Linked DNA regions of Homo sapiens: region 2 is linked to region 1. The links are chromatin loops, found by intact Hi-C in ENCODE. Cell type or tissue: chondrocyte. All regions are shown on one strand.

Evidence for each region. Hi-C counts contacts between places; a loop is a spot of excess contacts. Peaks named below come from ENCODE experiments on the same cell type or tissue, not always from the same donor. Only the 100,000 strongest peaks of a DNase experiment are listed, where the experiment ranks them.
Region 2: a loop joins it to region 1, with 3 times the contacts of the local background. A loop is called at or near these places in 6 of 110 quality-filtered maps.

The regions. Positions count from the first base shown.
Region 1 is chr9:83,217,266-83,222,265 of GRCh38, reverse strand. It overlaps FRMD3-AS1 (FRMD3 antisense RNA 1), which reads right to left and starts at 2,921. Exons shown (of 3, transcript NR_184120.1): 1 at 2,889-2,921. It also overlaps a transcript of RASEF not described here. In chondrocyte, a CTCF peak has its summit at 2,444 (motif pointing left); a DNase peak (open chromatin) is centred at 2,969.
Region 2 is chr9:83,909,505-83,914,504 of GRCh38, reverse strand. All of the region lies in intron 2 of KIF27 (kinesin family member 27), which reads left to right. Among named protein-coding and RNA genes, the nearest start is that of KIF27, 9.4 kb to the left of the region's middle. In chondrocyte, a CTCF peak has its summit at 2,126 (motif pointing right); no DNase peak of the experiment used is centred here.

The DNA of each region.
Region 1 (5,000 bases):
TTTGTGTGACTTGCTTTATTGTGACGGTCACTTTATTGCAGTGGTCTGGAACCTGAACCCACAACATCTTTGAGATATGTCTGTATTTGCAACTGAACTTCTAGCAAAACGAATTTCACAATTTTTCCTGACCATATATCTTTCAAAGAAGGATTATCCCCTGCCCATCATCAGAAGACGATACTGGGGACTTTCTTCTGCTCACTATTTGAGAGCAGACTACCCACTACTCTCACTCTTCATGAATTACTCAAGTGACCATGAAAACAAAATCAGTTCTTCCAGAGCCCCTGCTGGCTGCCCTGCTACTGGGCTTGGGTTCTTCACTGTACTATACTAAAGATTTGGCTCCAAATACCAGTGCTATCACTTCCTGGCTATGTGAGCTTGAAGGTGGCATTTGACTAATTCATGAATGTCAGTTTTGTTGCTTGTAAAGTGGGGATAACCGTATCCATTTGAGACAGCAATTTTGAGAATTAAATAATGTTGAGCATCTGAAACATAATGTAAGTTTGTCCTCCCTGCCAAATTAATTCTTTATCTACTCTGTTTCAAAAGGCTTCTCCCATCCCCCTCTTGAGGAAGACAGCCCAAAACTATTTTGCCACTTTGAAAAACCAGACGTGTCCAACAGCTGTCTACCATTCTACCTTACGGAGACCTCTTGGGGAGGTCATTGGTGTTCCAGTTTAGTGTTTTCCAAAGTATGTTCTGTGGAATAGTTGCTCTGCAAGTCATTGTACAAAAAAGTTTCACAGGAAATAAATGTGAGAAATGCTGTAAGTATAACTTTAACTTGAAGAGTCACAATATATATTTGCTTTCTAAAATTTCTGAAAAAAAGTCCTGCAGTAAAGAAATACATTTAATCAAGTATTTTACACACTTATTTGACCATGGGTCTCTTTCTTATGTAAAATGACATTTATTATCCCAAAGGATATACTGTGGTCTGCTCACTTGGCCCTAACCTTCTCAGCCCTTTCACCTCCTTTTAGCAATAATTCATGATTTGGAAGTTTGAATTGGAGGAAGTGCATTCTACGTGATGTAGAAAAAGCTGCTCTTATTTTATGTTGCTAAAATAGAGGTCATAAGCTGACAGAATGGACTCTTTGTGGTAATAAGATACCAAATTATAAACAAGACCTAAGGTGGTAGTAGGCAAGGGTTAAGTCCTACAGCCCCTACAGTTAAAGAATAAACTATTTTCTAACTGCCTCAAGGTTTTTCTTTTTCTCTATCAGCAAAACAAGCACTGGTCTCCAGATAAGCAATATTGAAACAATTGCAGCTCACTAACCACCAAACACTGACTAACTGACCTCGTGCTCCACAAGGCATAACTACAGCTCTGACTGGACAAGAGACTGATTTCAGTAACTTTCTTCTAAGAGACCACAGACCGGTTCTGGCTGATTCATAGAGGCTGAGCGTTGATTACTTTCATGTCCCTGCTTCACCTTTTAATGTGTGTGGCCTAAATTTGACTGTATCTTAATGTTGTCTCCACCCCAAAGTGAACATGTGTTGTATGTTACATACATGTTCATTCTGTGCATATGTATTGACTCATAAATATTCATAAGATTCTCCTATAACCTACTGAATATGTATGTATAGCTAATTTCCTTGGGCATAAATCTCAACCTCTCCCTTTTATCCTCTGAAGTGCCTGCTATTGGTCTCTGCCAGAGGCTAGCTTCTACCTGTCATGATGGCCACCCTGCAAGCTGCAACTCGTTATAAGAAATAAAGTCTCCTCTCCAAATTTAAGATCTCATGATTTTAAGCTGACAATGCCTATACATGAAATAACAGAAGTCAGACCTATAAACAGGTTATCAAAATAAGGTACAGTAAATGCATGAGGTACTAGAGACCCATAGATTATCCCACTCTATTGAGCTGAGCGTCCCGTAAACCTCTAAGACAGGCTATGCAGATACGACAGGTCCTGATTTTATAGTCATTGAAGCTATGGCGATCCCCATTAGCGCAGAAGCGAGTCCTCTCTCACCACCACGCTGCCTCCTGAAGGTGGTCAGGTGAGGCTCATAGTTACTCAGTGTGCAGCCAAGGCTAACGCTTGGCTCCATCAATCCTGAAGTCCCACCTGATTGCCCAATGAAAGATAAAGCTCGGGGGGGCTGAGAAATAATACACGTGAACTGAAGGGCAGTGTAATGTTCCCCTCAAGGGGAACATTATTGCTTTACAAGCGTGGATTCTTTGTTCTGAACCCTAACTGTAAACTAGGAATTGGGGCTGAGAGCTTCTTCCATTTACAGCCCTAGGCTCTGCTCTGCATCCAAGCTCCGCTTCCTAGAAGTGCTGCTTATATTATTAACCAGGCTGCAGCCGGAATTAGCCAGAAACCACACTGTCGGCTCTGCTTTGCGGAAGGAATAGGAGCGAAGGACGAGGCTGCCCCCCAGTGGGAAACCCACAAGAAGCAGCGACGCTTCCAATCAGCTCACAACTTTCAGTATTGCAAGGAGAGGAATGGGCTCCGCATTTCCAGCTCCAAGCACTCCATTTCAGAGCCGCTGGGGAGGATTTTGGGGTGCAAATTCTTTTACCATTACGGGGTAGTGGTATGGCGTTGAGAAATAAGAATAGGCGAACCTCGTATCTACCAATCTCCCAACTCTATAAACGGCCCCTGGTTAAATCCAGATTCCGGATCCTGGCTGGGAGATTTTGATTTAGCAGGGCAGGAGTGGGAAACTAGGGAGGGTTTGGGTTTTAAATCAGCGTAATTCTGATCATCTGGCAAATTTGAATATTCTGCGCTGGGAGGCGACTTTCTGCTTCACTTTCCCAGAACCCGGGCAGGGGTCAAGCCCTTGCGAGTCAAGGGAACCCAGGAGTTGCTCTCTTACCTTTGTATTCCCGCAGCCTCCAACTGCAACTCCGGCGTCGCCCGGGCAGCCCGACCCAGCCAACCTGCCCAGGATCCGCCCATCCGCCGCGATTTCCATGGCGACCGATGGCGCCGCCTTCCGCAGCCTTAGGGCGGGGTAAGCGGGGGACCTAACTCTCTGTCCAGGCACTCAGTGCCCGACCTGCAAGTGGGGACGGAATTCTCGTCCAGGACAGTCAGGCTAAGAAGTAACTTTTATTATTATTATTATTTATTACTTTGAGTACTTCTTGCGCCCATTATTAAAAATTAAGTGTTTCTTTTTTGTTTTTGTTTGGTTCGGTGGGTAGAATATATGTGACATGTTTTTCTAGGATTTTCTTCTTAACATTTTATCTTCAGATTCAAATGCTTTGGACAGACTCACCGACTGCCCGGCTGAGAGAATCTGTGAGGTCTACCTGCCTAGCAATTTGCCTTTGCACGGTCCTCCTGTGAGGAGTGAGGACACACAGGTATGTGGCTTCTGTAAATGTCCACGCTGGGATAGTTCCCAGACCGTCGACTTTCTGTCCCTTTCTTGACTGTCCAGTCTCACCTTTCTCTCAAACACTGCTGCTTCAGCCGAATCCAGATGTGGGAGGCCAGGTTCTCAGGTGGCCTGGTGGGAATGCAAGGGCGGTGCTCTCAGAAACATCTGGGGGCGAGCTTGCCACTCAGAAGCAGGGAAAACTGTTTCAGCTTTCTTTATGAGAGAGACACACCTGGCTGGAGGTGCTGGTTTTTCTGCTTGACAACCCTGAGGCCTGGGCATACCTCAGAGGTGCTTCAGGTAGCTTGGTCAGCATGTTTCAGCTAGTCAGGTCCTACCCCCACGGTCTGTGGGCTTTTAGTTTTGGAGTGGGTATGATGGAGTCCTAGGACCCTGGATGACCTCACATTCAGGGTGCTTTCTTGGGGGCAGTTTGGCTGTTCAAGCTGGCTGGAGGCCAAATGGAAATCTAGACATCTCAGAAAACTGGTTGATATGCTGGGTTAGTGAGGATGAGGGAGGGGAGTGTTGTTTTACTTTTCACAGTAACCCAAAAGAGTTACCATCTATTACTATCTCCATTTTGTAGAAGAGGAAAGGGAGGCGCAGAGAATTTCAGAAACTCCCAGGATCTGGCTTCCACGTGCACACTTGGTACTTTGAATTTAGCTTAATTTTCTTTTTCCCTAATGGAGTGTTTATTCATGCTACCTTTCACCCACTCCTATTAATCTAGCCAAATTCATTCACTCATTTATCAGTAAGCTGTTTCATTTCTGCCCCCTCCCCTGTCACTGTAGTTCCACAGGACCAGAGACAACCACATGTGTTTTATGAAGTTATGTATCTGGCATGCAATTAGGCTCCAAGGAAAGTTTGATGAATGGATAAAGAGCAAAAGACAGTGAGTGCCTCAGAGTTTTTGCATTTATTGGATAAATTAGGAGGAGAAGGAAACATAAGTAACATTTATAATTACCTTTTCTGGACCAGACACCTAAGATATTTTATCCCCCTTTATTCCTGTACCGTGAGATAGGAAAAGTTTAAGACCCACTTCCCCACCCCCCAACTCTATTTTTATGAATGAGGAAACCGAATGTATTAGTCTGTTCTCACATTGCTGATAAAGACATACCTGAGACTGGGTCATTTATAAAGAAAAATAGGTTTAATGGACTCACAGTTCCACGTGGCTGGGGAGGCCTCACAATCATGGCGGAAGGCGAAGGAGGAGCAAAGGCATGTCTTACATGGCAGCAGGCAAGAGAGTGTGTGCAAGGGAACTGGCCTTTATAAAACCATGGTAGTGAGAAACTTATTCACTACCATGAGAACAGTATGCGGGAAACTGCCCCCATGATTCAATTACCTCCCTCTGGGTCCCTCCCATGACGTGGGGATTATGGGAGCTATAATTCAAAATGATATTTGGGTGGGGACAAAGCCAAACCATATCATTCTGCCCCTGGCTTCTCCCAAATCTCATGTCCTCACATTCTGAAACCAATCATGCCTTCCCAACAGTCTCCCAAAGTCTTAATTCATTTCAGCATTAACTCAAAAGTCCACAGTCCAAAGTCTCATCTGAGACAAGGC
Region 2 (5,000 bases), 690 kb before region 1:
GAAACAATAAAAAAATAAAAAATTTTAAAAAAGAAACTTCTCTCATTAAATGCATGGATGGGAGGTGGCTCAGAGGGTGGTTGTGTAGTTTCAGGAAATCTTTATTGCAAAGATTAAAATGGAGGAGCCTTAAGAAGCCAATACTCTCCAACTAAAAGAAAACAATCTGTATATTCTGCAGGATTAGGAGATCACAGATACTAGATTGTTTCAGCGTCTTACAATAAAAAGAATTCAGTTTTTCTAGTATAAATTGTGGCTTTTCTTTAGGATTGTAGGGTTTTTTTTTTTTTGATTGGCAAATGTTTTATAATCCTAATGATCCATTATGTGCTTTATACCAATAGGAGTTATAAATGTTCAGAAGCTGGTGACTTAATTATAGCTATCTTTTTTTTTTATTATTAAGAGACCATGAGTACTATTTTAATTTTGTAAGGGAAAAAGTTATTGAAGTTATCTATTGTCCTAACATATTTTAATTGCTCTAAAGTTCCCTCTATCAGAAGAAATAGAGGACCATTAAGAACATTTTGGATGGTGTTTTCTTTCTACTTTTTTTAAATTAAAGAAATATTTATTATAAGAAGGATTGCAAGTGTTGCATAAGAAATGAAACAAGTGACAGCTCCTCTCACCCCAAAGAAATAAGTTTGATGCATATTACTCACTTGTGTGGTTTTTTGGGTTTTTGTTTGTTTAATGAGATATTATACCTGTGATTCTGTAACTTTCTTTTTGCATTTAACAATGTAAAATATCATTTCAGACCAGGCGTGGTGGCTCACGCCTGTAATCCCAGCACTTTGGGAGGCCGAGGCAGGCAGATCACTTGAGGCCAGGAGTTTGAGACCAGCCTGGTCAACATGATGAAACCCTGTCTCTACTAAAAATACAAAAATTAGCTGGGCGTCGTGGCACATGCCTCTAATCCCAGCTACTTGGGAGGCTGAGGCAGAGAATCGCTTGAACCTGGGAGGCGGAGGCTACAGTGAGCCAAGATCGTGCCACTGCATTCCAGCCTGGGCAACAGACCAAACTCTGTCTCAAAAAAAAAAAAGTTGGATTTATTTTTTGATGTTTTAGTGAGCATTTTATGTTTCCCAGAATGTCTCTATAGGACACCAATTCTGGGTCAGCTTTTTGGTTATAGACCATGCAAATAATGTTTTCTTTTTACCCCTCCAGTGAATATTTATTGAGCATCTGCAGTGTCTAGGTTACCGTGCTGGGCACTAGGGCAGAATGAAACTCTCTTATTTTAAAATGTATTTTACTTTATTTTAAAAACCTTTTTGTAGAGACAGTCTCACTTTGTTTTTTGTTTTTGATTTTGCTTTCAGATAGGGCCTTGGTCTGTCACCCTGGCTGGAGTGCAGTGGCACAATCACAGCTCACTGCAGCCTCAACCTTCTGGGCTTACGAGATTCTTCCACCTTGGCCTCCTAAGTATCTGGGACTACAGGGACATATCACCACTCCCGACTAATTTTTTTTTTTTTTAATTTTTTGCAGAGACAGGGTTTTGCCATGTTGTCCAGGCTGGTCTTGAACACCTGAGATCAAGTGATCCGCCCTGCCTCAGTCTCCCAAAGTGCTGGGATTACAGGTGTGAACCACCACGCCTGGCTTTATTTTTAAATATGATGCTTATTTAGCTAATATTCATTTTCCTGCTTTTCAGAACGTTGGAATTACCTTTACAAGGTATAGCCTTTTCCAAAAACTTTTGTGTACTCTTTAAATACCATATAATAGCTAAATGAGAGTTGTTGAGGTATAAAACTTTGCAGGTTTTCTTTTGGAAATGGTTTATTTCAGGAATATAAGACTAACATTGCAAATTTTATATTTAAATTATCAAAATACATATTGGAGCTTTATTATAAATATTTGAAATTAAGCTTTTTGATACGTCTTTTAAATTGTGCTTTGTTATCTATAGATGTGGGGAATAACTGAACTATTTCTGGTCAATTATTTATTCTGGATAATCAAGATTGCTTATCTATACTAGAGTTTGAAAGGTTTAGATATTTCCTACAGGCTAGTTCCTATAAGCTCTTAAAAGGGAATCTTCCTTTGTACTGTATTAGAAGAAAACCCACAACTTAACTTTACTTGCCACATGATGGCAGTCTTGCCTCTTAAATTAGGGGAAAGGCAGCCATCAAAGTTGATGGAAACTCGGATTTTCAGAACGATTGTTGCCAAAAACCAGAACTTTGGTAATCTTCAACTTGGAAGCAAGTTGTTTTTAAGTTTCATTTGTAAGTCAACTCTTTGTTGCTTGGAATACATTTTCCATGGAACAATGCTAAAAATGATGGGCAGTTTTCTAAATTAGCCTACAGAAACTTTTAAAGTCTCAGCTTTTCCCTCCACTTATTTTAAATTTATCTCATACACTTTTTTTTTACTATTTTTACAATTGTAATAAAGTACATATAAAGATCACCAAACTTACCATTTTAACTACTTTCAAGTGTAGAGTTCTGCAGCATCAAATATACTAATTGTTAATGCAATAATAACCAGTATTTCCAAAGTTTTCATCACCGAAACAGAAGCTATGTACCCATTAAGCAATAGCTCTCCCCGCATTCTCTGATAATCCCTGATTTACTTTCTGTCTCTTTTAGTTTGCCTATTCTAGGTATTTCATGTAAGTGGAGGCCAGGCGTGGTGGCTCACTTCTGTAATCCCAGTACTTTGGGAGGATCACCTGAGCTCAGGAGTTTGAGATCAGCCTGGGCAACATGGTGAAACCCCATCTCTACTATAAATACAAAAAAACCAGTCAGACGTGGTGGTGTGCGCCTGTAATCCCAGCTACTGGAGGCTGAGGCGGGAGAATCACTTGAACCTGGGAGGCAGAGGCTGCAGTGAGCTGAGATCGTGCCACTGCACTCCAGTGTGGGCAACAGAGCAAGACTCTGTCTCAGAGAACAAAACAAAACCAAACACATAAAAGTGGGCCGGGTGTGGTGGCTCACGCCTGTAAGCTCAGCACTTTGGGAGGTCGAGGCGGGTGGATCATGAGGTCAGAAAATCGAGATCATCCTAGCCAACATGGTGAAACCCCATCTCTACTAAAAATACAAAAATTAGCCATGTGTGGTGGTGGGCGCCTGTAGTGCCAGCTACTCAGGAGGCTGAGGCAGGAGAATCGCTTGAACCCAGGAGGTGGAGGTTGCAGTGAGCCAAGATGGCACCACTGCACTCCTGGGCAACATAGTGAGAGCTTGTCTCTACAAAAGCAACAAAAAAATTAGCTTGATGTGGTGGCACATGCCTGTAGTCCCAGCTACTTCAGAGGCTGAGGTGGGAGGATCGCCTGAGCCCGGGAGGTCAAGGCTGTAGTGAGCCATGATTGTGCCACTGCACTCCAGCCTGGGTGACACAGTGAGACCCTGTCTCAAAAAAGAAAAAGAAAAGAAAAAAAGAAGTGGAATCATACAGTATTTTTCCTTCTGTGTCTAGCTTCTCTCTCTTAGCATGTTATGTCACCTATCAGAACTTCATTCCTTTTTCCAACATTCCATTGTATGTATATACTGTGTTTTATTTATCCATTCTTCTTTTGATGGACATTTGGTTTGCTTCCCCCTTGTAGCTCCTGTAAATAATGTTGCTGTGAACACCGATGTAGAAGTATCTGTTTGAGTCCCTCCTACGCCTATTTGTAAAGCTGCTCTAACTCCTTTTTGAAACAAGTGGGAGCAGAAATAAATGTTTACTCATGATGTTATGGTACCGGTCTGTGTTCTGGTTTGTAGAAGCTGTGGGCTTAGGTAGTGCTGGAGGAGAAGAGGTGTAGAGATGTTTCTTTCCTCATTCTTGAACTGAGGGTCTAGGCCTGGGCATAACTGGCCTTTCTGCACCTGTCTTCTGCACACATTCTCTGTCGCCATCAACTCTGGCTTACGTCCCTGTCTTTTCTTGTTGTCCCTTTCTACTCTCAAGCTCCTTGCACCTTTTCACCCCATCCAGAAATCTCAGAACAGATACACTTGGTGACGTGAAGAAATATGATACAAGAATTTTTTTTAAAAAGCATTCTTGCCAACGTAAATGAATTGTGCTCCAGTGATTGGGATTCCACCCAGACCATAATAAATGATCTAAAGAGAAAGATATTTTAGTGCAAAGGACTGTGAAATAGATTGGTCTTACCTAGGGTCAGTTTCCTGCTTTTTACAGCTCTTTTCTGCTTTAGAAATTATATATCATCTAAAAGCACCAACATTTTTATAACGTGGCTCCCACTAGTAGTAGTGAATATCCAAGAGGTGGAGTGGCTTTGGGCAGGGGAAGCCCTTTGTGTAGAATGATGTTTTATGAGCCAAGGGCCACCTCTCTGGATCTAGTATTTAATGAACAGTGAATTGGGAAAGATTATGTATGTAAGTACGTACGTATGTATGTATGTATGTATGTATGTATGTATTTAGAGAAAGGGTCTTGCTCTGTCACCTAGGCTCTGTCTCCTGGCTCACTGCAACCTCTGTCTCCCAGGCTCAAGTAATCCTCCCTTCTCAGCCTCCTAAGCAGCTGAGACCATAGGCATGCAACACGATGCCCAGCTAATTTTTTGTATTTTTTGTAGACAAGGGGTCTTGCCATGTTGCCCAGGCTTGTCTCAAACTTCTTAGCTCAAGCGGTCCACCCACCTCGGCCTCCCCATGTGCTGGGATTACAGGTGTGAGCCACCACAGTATGGCCTATTTATGGAATAAAATGCCACCCCATATAGTTTTATCATTTATATTAAAATATACATTTCTACCATATCTACCTGCTTTGAAATCCACCTGTGCCACTTAATGTCTGTTTCATTCCTGGGACTTTTCAAATATATTTTCTTATTAAATCTTTTTTTTTTTTTTTTTTGAGACAGTTTCCCTCTGTCGCTCAGGCTGGAGTACAGTGGCACTGTCTCAGCTCACTGCAACCTCCACCTCCCAGCTTCAAGTGATTCTCTTGCCTTAGCCACCCAA